2 separate regions of the Homo sapiens genome follow, and region 1 is linked to region 2. A link is a contact called in ENCODE Hi-C or POLR2A ChIA-PET data. All regions are on one chromosome and are shown on one strand. The core of a region is the stretch at or near the end of the contact, and the rest is flanking DNA. Distances in the headings are between cores, read along the strand shown. Region 1 overlaps UBTD2 (ubiquitin domain containing 2). Region 2 overlaps FBXW11 (F-box and WD repeat domain containing 11).

Region 1 (5,397 bases), core at 1,876-4,375, 280 kb before region 2:
TAGAGAAGATTTGCATATTGTATTGATTGTTGGCATTTTAGGCATTTTAATTCCCATATCCCTATTTTTTTTTGGCAGTTAGTTGCTTTAGGTAAAGGGAATATATGTATTATGCATGTATGTATATATGTGTGTATATAGTGCATTCTAAATTTATGTGAAAATATTTGCAAGTGTCCTTTTAGTTTAGCACCGTCTGTTACGGAAGGGTTCTAATACTCCATTTTTCCCCTCACGCTATTGTCTTATGGAAACTGATGCTTCCAGTTTTCAACCGGTTAAAGCTGTTGCTTGAGTCATATCTTGATATTTTCACCTTATCCATGCATTATGGCCTCTTCTTTCTTCATTTGAAGCGTTCCATCATTAAATCAAGGTTTTCAAAGAGGAACCCAAAACAGGAAAACAATTATAATCATACTTAACTTCAGAATTGATTGTTTTTTACCAATGTCAAAATGAGTTTTTGGTAGAATGCTTTAAATTATGTAGTAAAAATATTTAAAATTATGTGTTATTTAGATCTGAGAAACAAGCCTTACTTGGGTTTTCTGTGTGTTAGATCTGTTTATTTGTTACAGAGTGGGAAGAAGTGTTTAAAGATTACAAGGAAAGATAAAGAGTGGGTGAATATGATTAAGAGGTTTCTGAGAAAAAGATGACTTTTGGACACGTTTTGAAGTAAATGTGGATTGATGGGGGAAAGGATATTTTCTGAAATAGATTGTGTGGTTTTTTAAGATTAGATTGCTTTATTAATTTTTTATTTCTCATATGTTAATTCATAGTGCACTAAAGATGGTTGGTTACCTGCAGTTTAAGGATAGAGAAGCAGAAATTTGGGGAATAAAAGATGTTTCCTGTCTTTAAATTCTTCACTGTTAGAGCATGGTACCTAGTCCTATATGCTATGTATGATTACCAAGCATCTCTCTTTTGGTATCAGCAGTCAGAAGATGTGTGAAGCAGATAAAACTGAAAGTTTAAGAGCATAAAATGAAATCTAGTTGAGTATGTATATATTCTACATCTTACAAAAATGTTTGGCTTGGTACAAACATGAGGTACTTAGCTGCCAGGCTGATAATCTATGTCCAACTACTGCATTTTCAGAAATACAGGTTTGTGGCACCACCTGAACTCAAAGGATAAGATTTGGTGAACAAATGCCTAGCAAGTGTACTCTGATAAGGCACAGGAAGTGCATGACAATCAGGGACATTTCTTTAACATTTAAGGAAGGGATTGGGAAGTTATGAAAAGAAGAAAGACAGCCTGTATATTTTTGCCAAAGGACTTAAAGATGTTATTTCATATAGTACCTCTAAGTTCATTTTTACTTATTTAGCAAACATTTATTTGCAGTTTTATTGTATATCATGCATTATTATGAGTGGTTTATGAATATGAACTTAAGTCCTCTTAACAAACCTAAATATTTTCATGTTTTCACGAGAGGATAGTTCAAATGCTTTTGCTAAATGCTAATTTTTTTCCCAGTTATTTATTTAACAAAGGTTAGTCATTTAGTTTAACATGAAGCTTCAAGCCTCAGATTTTGTAGTGAAAATTCTGCACTGCTCTGTGGTTTCACTAAAGTAATTATGTTACAAAGATTTAATCATTTTTTAACAGTGGACATTCTATAGACAGATATTCTATATTATGTTTATAATACAGGCAGAAATAGGCAAATAAAAGTAATCTTCCTTCATGTCACAAATTACCGTGAAACTTTTGACAGCATGTAGATTTGAAAATGCATTGGGGGCCTGTCGCAGTGGCTCATGCCTGTAATTCCAGCACTTTGGGAGGCTGAGGCGGGCGGATCATGAAGTCAAGAAATTGAAACTATCCTGGCCAATATGGTGAAACCCCGTCTCTACTAAAAATACAAAAATTAGCTGGGCATGGTGGCGCGGGCCTGTAGTCCCAGCTACTCGAGAGGCTGAGGCAGGAGAATCGCTTGAACCCAGGAGGCGGAGGTTGCAGTGAGTCGGGTTGCACCAGTGCACTCCAGCCTTGGCGACAGAGCAAGACTCTGTCTCAAGTATATGAATAAAATTTAAAAATTAAAGAAAATGCATTTGGAATGATTTTCCTTAAGCAACATAAACGCATCATCTGTTCTTTTTGTGGGACTTTGTTCATCTATGCTTAGTACAAACGGAGAGAGGTGAAATGAACCTACCTCACATTTGTAAGGAAGGTGTTTTACAATTTTTCCAAGGTACTTTGTACCCTTATTATGATTGTTTTTCTGTTGGCTTCCTCTTTTCAAAGTCCTCTTCCTTTCATTTGCTTTAGTTTTAGGTCCTGAGATTCTTCTGTAGAGGTTTTGTTGTTTTTGTCCATGCTTTGTAATTCTCTCAGAATGACAGGAAAAATTATACTGAGTTATCTCTCATGCATTTAATACATATGAGGCCAGATAATTCTGTAGAAATACTCAGACCCAAAACTTTATTCAGATAAATATCTTACTGAGTCTACCTGCTTACTGTGCCATCTTCCACTTCCTGGTCAGTAAGCTGAGTGTTGTCTGTAAACTGTCTCTAACTCATCTAAATGATAATGTAGCAGAAAATAAAATCAACCTTGCATTCCATCGTGTTGGTGCAATCAGTGGGTTGTGGTTATCAGACCAGATTCTGAACATCTTCTAGAGAATTATGCTCTAGCTGCATTGTCTGTATTATTTGGAAGAGGTAGGGAAAAATCATTAGTATAGACTGTGTTTCTCGCATTTGAATTAAATGTAATAGGCACATCTGTAGTGTTACTCCCAGTAGACACTCAGTACATATTTGTTGATTAAATAAAGAGACTTGGATTCTGTTTCCAGCTCTGCTACTAAATGGATGGGTTTCCTATTCTGCTTCCTCACCCTTTCAGAACTCACCTGTTTTGCATTTCACTAGGACAAGTTAGAGGGCAAAAAGTATTTGAGTTAATGCTGAGTGTTTTAAGTGGAAAACAGCTAGTCTTTTGGTGTGCCACCCTGAGGGGAGAGGACAGAAGAGACCTGACCTGGCAGTCTTTATTGAGAATATAGCCTGGAGAGTAGAGATAGCCCAGGGTCTGGAGTCATTTTATTTTCTGTTTTGCATAGTCCAAATTTCATCTGGCCCTGGGCCAATGAGGGAGTAGTCAATTTCATGGATGCTTTAGAACCAGTTTGAGAGTGATTTCTTTAAAATTGGTATTCTTTCTGCAATTAAATATAGAACATTGAATTTTGACACACACCCTCTCTCCTTCCCACTCGCTGTGTCATTTATTTCCCACCCACTCTTTTCCAACACTCTTCTTATCTTTTCATCCAGCTTCAATTTTCTTTCTATCTTCTATCCCATCTATCAAACTATTCCCTATCTATAGCACTGTATAATCTTACAGAGCCATAAATAAGAATGGCTCTGTAGGTCAGTATGACCCATGGAAATAGATCACAGATAATACACCAGATGGTTATCTGGGTGCAAGGATGCTGCATCAGGCTTATTCCAGCGCTACTACTACATAACATTGTCTAAGGGGAGATGCTGCCACTTGCCCTCTGTTTTCTTCTTCTCTTGGGTTGAAACTAGGGTAGGGTATCATAGTTCTTCTGCTCCTTGTGGTTCGGAGCTAATCCCTTGGCCTAGCATCAAAGATTATCTCTTTTACTCCCAGTTCCTCAAAAAAACTAAAGTACTGATTCTACCCTTTGTAAATTAGTTCCTGTTTGAGTTCCAGAGAAAGGTATTTACAGTTCCTTGACTAAAGTCCAGAGAGTAGAATGCTAGAGGAAGCATTCCTCTAATCAGTTTGTTCATGATTCTGGTGGTTTGGCTCTTCTTTCTCTGGGCACTGAAAAGCAATCTTTTACCTCTTTGGATTTTCTCAGTTCCTACTTCCTGGTTTCATGTGTCCAAGCTACTATTGCCGTTTGCTTCCCCAAGTATCTTGCCTCTCTTTCGTGGTGTCTCTTGACTCTCATATCCTGCTCTTACAGTCTGATGAAACACTTACCTTCTAGGCAGTTCTTTTAAAATGAACAAAACAAAACTTTCATTGTATTAAAAAAAAATTTTTTTAGAGCAGTTTTAGATTCATAACAGAATTGAGAGGAAGGTACAGAGATTTCCTATGTACTCCCAGTGCCTACACATACATAGCCTCCTTTCCCTGATTATCAGCATCCTCCACCAGAGTGGTACATTCATTACAACTATAATTCTCTGGGGTTCTTTAGTTTTGTTTTGTTTTGTTTGAGATGAGGTTTCACTCTCGCCCAGGCTGAAGTGCAGTGGCATGATCATGGCTCACTGCAAACACAACCTCCCAGGCTCAAGTGATCCTCCCACCTCAGCCTCCCAAGTAGCTGGGACCACAGGCACATGCCAACATGCCAGGCTAATTTTTGTGTATTTTGTAGAGATGGGGGTCTCACCATGTTGCCCAGGCTAGTCTCGAACTCCTGGATTCAAGCCTTCCTTCCACCTCAGCCTCCCAAAGTGCTGGGATTACAGGTGTTGAGCTACTGCACTCAGCCTGTAATTCTTTTTAATGATCCTGTGGAGGGTGTACTGAGTGGAAAAGAGCTACCAATTTGTTTTGCATAGAGCAGTCTAATGTCTCTATTCACTTTTGTAGTTCCAAAATGTGTTAGAGGAATTTCAGGATGCACAAATTAGCTAGCAGGTAAATTTCTGGCTGTGATTTTGATGAAATAATCCAAGAGAGGAATGACCAGATAACTTTTGATACATATTTTATAAATTTTGGGTTTGATCTCAGTCTTTTATTTTTCTTTTCAGTTGCTCTAGGTCGTAACCAGCCTTTGAAAAAGGAGAAACCAAAATGGAAAAGCGATTATCCTATGACAGATGGACAACTACGCAGCAAGAGGGATGAATTTTGGGATACAGCACCAGCTTTTGAAGGCCGGAAAGAGATTTGGGATGCCTTGAAGGCTGCTGCACATGCTTTTGAGAGCAATGATCATGAACTGGCACAAGCAATCATTGATGGTGCAAACATAACATTACCACATGGTAGGTTTGGTGTTCCTCAAGGACAGAGGAAACATAATCAACTTTGTTTCTGATAGCAAGAAACCAAATGGGAGAGTGTTTTTCCTTGCTATGAATTATTCTAACTTTTTTTTTTAATGTAGCAAGGAATAGCATTCCTCTTTTTTTCTTGTACATCTTTCAGCTGGAGACAGGTTTTACTTTGTGTGTTTGTGTATACGTATATATTTTTTAAATATATCTTAATTTCAGAAAAGAACTCTTGATCATCTAAAAAGTTTCCGTGTAACCTAGTCCTCCATGAAGACCTCTTCCCTCCACCCTCCCACCCCCACCTCACCAGCCTCATCACCCTGCCAATCTATTGGAGCTTCCACTT
Region 2 (5,721 bases), core at 181-2,680:
AGCTTGATAAATGGCAACTACTTTCATTATTTTATTTCATTATTTTATTCAGCACCTTCTGTGGTTGGTACTCTGCAAAGTGTTGAGGCAACAAAATTTGTGTACCTGGAGTTTCAATGATATATTGCCACTGTATTGGCTTTGGAATAAAGGCACACCTTGGAAGTGTGTCATTTTCATTGCTACCAGAAAGCTGCTCAATTTTTTTATTCCATTTGGTTCCTCTGATTTTGTATTCTTTAAATGCCTTTTCTAAGTAATCTCAATATTCCGTGTATCATAGGTGAACTGTAACTAGTAAGTGACAGATACTAGATAGGAACCCAGGTCTCTCTGATTTCAAGCAAAGCTATCTTTGTTTGTATTGCAGTTGGGTGATAATAGAATTTATCCACTAAACCAGAACACTTTTGAGAGTGAAAGTTATGAGGGGACAATAAGTGTCATCCAGGACTATCTCAGGCAAATGAGGGTGTTTGGCTATTCTAATTATAGCTAGAACAAACAAGTTTATGAGCTTGGGTCCAAGACTTCTGGGATGTTTTGGTTGAACCCAAACACTCACCTTTAATTTTTGTTACATGAGTATTGATTTTGCCATAGTAAATTAATTGACTTTATATCTGAATGATTGAACAGTATGGTCTAATGGTTATTAACTTTACAGTATGGTCTAATGGTTATTAAGTAGTAGCCGTAGTACATATGTTCATTTTATATTTTACTTTTTTTCTTAATTCCTTTAAAATCAGCAAGCTTTTAAAAGAGGATCGAAGAGGTAAATTAAATAAGCTTTTTAATTCTTAGTCATGTCAGACGGACTTTGTAAACAAAGTCTAAAATGAAAATCATGACGTTCCAATGTTTTTCCTTTGGGAAGGTGGAGATGTGATGACACTGAAAATCATGCATTTTAAATCACCTCTTTTATTGCCTTTATCTATCAGTCTGTCACCCATCTTTCTTGTTCTTTTTGCCTTATTCTTTAGGTCTCCTGTGATTTTACCTTAGGGAGGTGCAAAACTTTACTCACATGATAAAAGTTGGGGTGATATAAGTTTTCACAATAGCAGCATCATAGTCTTGTGGAAAGAATGTGGGTTTTGGTAGCAGACAAACCAAAGTTTGAAATTCTGGCTCTCCCCTCCTTTGTTGTGTGTCCTTGCGCGAATCACTTAACCTTTGAGCCTCGGTTTCCTTACAATGATATGAGGATTAGAGAACAAATGTAAAGTGCTGGGCAAATAGCACTTTTTGTGGTTTTGTAGGTTCTTAAACAACGATGACAATTATGGTTATGTGACATAGACGAGAAACTGTGGCACTGATGAAATTGTAGTCGACAATCTCACCACTAATCTTGTTTTGCACTCAAACTTTCACAGTTCCCTTTGGTGGGTTTTTGTTTAAACATTCTCTCTGTCCCTCTTGATTCTATTCACTGTACCCTGAGAAATTAGTGGTTGGCAGCAGAAACCTCCTTTCCATAGAACATCAAGTGGGCCCTCCCCCAAGGTTTCAGTGAGCTGTCTGGGACCATCCCTAACCTCCAAACTGCCAAGGGTGCACCCCCTGCCCCAACTAACATTCAAGTTGCCTGTGTGAAGGAGTGATTTGTTGCGGCCTCTAACTGCTTCTTCTCTTCCTTCCTTTTTGTCATCCTGCAGTGTTCTGTGCCAAGGTCTTTGTGGCTAGGCTGCGCCAACCTGGTAGAGAGCATGTGCGCACTGAGTTGCCTGCAGAGCATGCCCAGTGTCAGATGTCTCCAGGTGCCTCTCTTCTTTCTTGTTGTAAATGTGTTTTTACGTATGCCATGAACATTTGTTGAAACTTGCAGTAGTGTGTTTAATCCAATGTTAAGTCTGCTAAATGTTCTGTGTAACCCTCTGCTTTCCTCCAGCCTGGGTGCCCCACATGGAGGAGTTAGTACCAAGAGGGGCCCTTTTGAGCAAACGGGTCTTTGGCTGGGCCCTGTCCTCCCCTTTTCTGCTCCTGCTTTTTACTCTTTTCCCCTCACCTTGAGGTTGTAATTCTCATGTTTAATAGTTGCGCATGTGCCAAAAAAAACTCCTGACATTTTCCATTTGGCTACCTTTAACAGTTCTTTGTTGAGTTGGGAGGGTTTCATAATTAAAGTGGTGATTTTTTTCTATTTTGAAACTCATCCTTTTGGCTTGCTTTCTCTCCCCTCTTCAAAAAAGGAGCGGGGAGGGAATCACTACTGGCATAAAGCCTCAAACTGAAGTTTATAAAGATCATAGCTTTATGCTGCCAATAATTTGTCAGTTTGGGCCACCTCCCAAAGGCCAGATCTGACACCTGTCCTCAGGGTCCACCCAGTTTTCCAGGCCGAGGCCGGCAGAGAATTCCACAGATAAAAGTAAAACTTTTTGGGGGTGGATGGGAAAGGGTTGCTCAGGATAGAACTGTTAGCAGGAGTGCAGCTGGTGACCCTCTCTTGTTGGGGTGGCTTCTAAGAGAGCCAAGGAAGAAAACATTGTAGCTTTATTTCTGAAGCTCTGAGCAAGCATGTGTTTAATTAAATATGGTTTCAGTAGCAATATTCAGTTTTCATCACTGCATATTCCAGACAGTTTGATATATCTTTGAAAAGCCATATTAAATTCCTGGCATCTGGTTGAGACTGTCCTGTTTGAGGAAAACTGCAAAATTAGGCACTGAGTTAGAGGGATATTATTGATGGCATGGGTGACTTTGCTGTTCTCAAGTTTATCTTTCTATTCATGTTTACAATTTTTAAATGGAGCTGGGGAGCCAGGAAGGAGGAAAATGTTCTTCATATTGGAGTCAGGCATTTTATTTACTTATTGGCAAACATTCAGAGTAGCACTGGTGTGGTTATTGATTCAAATTGCTTTCTTTGGGGAACTGTACTGGAACCTCACTAACACAGTTAACTGGAGAGCGAGTTCAATATAAGGCCCAGTTGTCTTTAGATTCTGTATATAAAGGTGGGTTACAAGTCTCACCTTACAAGAACAGGATGCTTCAGTGAGGCTCAGTGTAATGAATATATGTTTACTTTTGGAAAAGCAGCTTCTGTGCATGCGATGTAACTTTTAACAAAAATGTTCTTGGAATGGCAGCCATTATTGCATGTGCTCTCCTTGATGCTGTATAATGGATATTTGCGTTATTATAATAGGTGTATAATAGGTGTATTATAATAGGTGTATTTTTGTCTCTATTTTTCTGGATTAAAAGGAATGTTACAGTTGCTTTTTAGTGGGCTGACCGAGTTTTTTCCAGAACTGGAAATTTAAGAGGGGGAAAAATTGTAGTTGTTAGTGAGGTCTTGAAGTGCGGATTCTTTTTATTGCATTCAGTTAAAAGTAATTGGCCAATGGAAGGCATCATTCAATATATTTTAGTAACAGTATTGTGAGTTCTCTGGAGGTGGGGTGAGTGGGAGGAGGTACACGGGTTCCTACCTTGTTGAAAATGGAAATCCAAATTTGTTAAAAGTTCCTTGACTCATCTTTCTTAGTGAAATTCACTTAAGAAGGAAAAAAAGATTTTTTTTTTTTTGCCTTGATTGGGTCTTATTTCAGTGAGTGGAGCAATATTGTCTTTAGAGACGTGTAGAGTATTCTGTTTACTTAGGTTTAATTTTTGCTAGTATATAATTGAGGGTATGCAGCATAGTAAAATGAACTAAGTACTCAGCTCATTGGCATTAGCAAATCATTACTCTGTTTTGTCCCACATGTGAATGGAAAGTAAACATGTATTAATATTAATGAGCCTGGAAGACTTCCTTCCTCTGTACTCATTTAAGTATTATTTTAATGCCAACATTTCTCCCCTTTACCTCCAGTCTCCAAACAGTGCTAAAATTTCGTGCCTTAATTTGGGTTTGGGCTCTCAAAGAAGGCCTGTTGCTTATATGCTGCATCTTTGGTTTATTGCAAAGATGACTCTTCCTTTGCACACCTTTTAGCAACCTCATATTAGAGCAGGCCTGAGAAGGGAAGGAATAGTTAGGCTACCTGGAGAGAACAGAGCCTGGTTCTTTCCTGGTCTCTGAAGTTCCATGAAAGAGTCCCCCTTAAAATTGTCAGAGTGGACCCACTGATAATTGCAACTTGAGCCCATTGACCTGTCTATATGGCTGAATTTTAGTTTACCTTTCGAAAAAGCCGGAGGGAAGATAGTAGTTGCCCTTAGGCATAATTTACCCATTCCGGAAGTTTCTACCATCGTCTAGAAGGGAAAACAGGTATCAGAGACTTAAAAATCACTCATTACCAACTGTTACATGGTGCTTCACATATATTAGCTTTATGACAACCCTGTGAAGTAGGTGTTCTTATCTCCAATTTTCTGATATGGAAACTGAGTCTGACGTGACTATTTGGCCCAAGATAATGTTTACATAACTGTAAAGTTACTGGCATATGAATCACACACTTGCCTGATTCCCAAACTGGTTTTCTTTCCTCTACTCTGGAATGCTGCTTTTGTAGTTTTCCATGTTGGTTTTATTTGTAGAAACCTCACTATTGACACCTGGTATATGGTTTGTTTAGTTATTAATATTATTTGAAAATAAGAAAAGAAAAACCTGCCAAATTCTGTAGAAAAAAAAAGTTGCCATTCTTTTTGCCAAAATGAGCCCTCCTGAATCTTACAGCTAGTGAGGTTCCTGAGTGGACTTTCTGCAAACTTAATTCCATAAATATTTACTGAGCAATTGGTATGTGCCAGGGCCTCTATTGGTTATCTCTCAACCAAGCTGAACTGAGTCAGTGTTTCATTTGCCTCAGATGTCCTGATTCAACCAGTTGATTGTTATAGCAAATAATCAGGAATTCAGACCATGTGGATTATTGATTTGCCCAGATTCCTGTGGCATGAGAATCATACCAATGTTAATAATAGTATGTATCATTTATTTTCCACGTTCTTTCTATGTGTTGGACTCTAGGAATTGGATTATCTCATTTGATCTTTTATGGAAAAGTTATCTACCTTGCCATTTTTGTATATGAAATTATAGAGGTGAATTGACCTGCCTAAGGTTACACATTTATTTAAGTGGCAGAACTGGGTTAGGAACATAATCTGGATGACTGCAAAGCCAGTGCTCTAGTCACCAGTCTGTAGTGACAACTGCCATTTTAACTTGCAACTGCCATTTTTAGGTTGAAACAAATTCCCCTTAATTTTTGGAGTTAAAAATTTAAAGCCAACACAGCAGCATGATGTAATAGACTGGCAAGTTGTCTTGGGAATGTCATTTGCAGCCTCAGCTGGGGGAGAGTGTTAGTGATAAGCCTTTTGCTGGGGTAGGACTGATTGCTTGGAATGACAGTGAGGATCACGTGAATTGAGTTTGAGTGCCTCCTTCCAAGCTCTAGTGCATATAGTGCTGGGCAGTAAGTAGCACAACTTCTTGACAGCTGCCTTTCTTGTTTCTTTTTTTACTTTTAATAGGTGTAGTGAGCCACAGTGGTCTGAGAATGCCACAGAACTTATCATAGCTTTTGATATAAGAGAATATTTTTTAGAGGAGGGAGATAGCTTGGTAGAAAGAACCCTGGCTTTGGTGCAGACAAACCTCTATTCTAGTCCTGTTCCTACTACTTAATGACTTTGTGATACTGGGCAAGTTACTTTATTTTCCCGAACCCCTGTTTCCTCATCTTTAAAAATCATAAAGGGTTTTTATGAGGTAGAGAAAGATAATTGCCACCTCTT

What was found. Hi-C counts contacts between places; a loop is a spot of excess contacts on that map. ChIA-PET counts read pairs that join two places held with the same protein, here RNA polymerase II (POLR2A). Pooled maps may share reads with other maps.
Region 1: a pooled map shows a loop between it and region 2 (2.8-fold over the local background). The contact joins two enhancer-like sites. A Hi-C loop is called at or near these places in 1 of 37 single-sample maps with no recorded cell type and 9 of 50 pooled maps. POLR2A ChIA-PET finds 5 or more read pairs at or near these places in 4 of 52 experiments (AG04450, CD8-positive, alpha-beta memory T cell, GM10248 and 1 more).

What each region holds. Positions count from the first base shown.
Region 1 is chr5:172,233,764-172,239,160 of GRCh38, reverse strand. It overlaps UBTD2 (ubiquitin domain containing 2), which reads left to right. Exons shown (of 3, transcript NM_152277.3): 2 at 4,803-5,039. Among named protein-coding and RNA genes, the nearest start is that of EFCAB9, 42 kb to the right of the region's middle. RefSeq lists an enhancer at 3,984-4,033. Within about 2 kb of position 3,125, at least 5 of the 41 ENCODE cell types and tissues checked have a DNase peak (open chromatin) inside an H3K27ac peak, as active enhancers do.
Region 2 is chr5:171,953,645-171,959,365 of GRCh38, reverse strand. It overlaps FBXW11 (F-box and WD repeat domain containing 11), which reads left to right. Exons shown (of 14, transcript NM_001378974.1): 2 at 1,668-1,769. Among named protein-coding and RNA genes, the nearest start is that of FBXW11, 50 kb to the left of the region's middle. Within about 2 kb of position 1,430, at least 6 of the 41 ENCODE cell types and tissues checked have a DNase peak (open chromatin) inside an H3K27ac peak, as active enhancers do.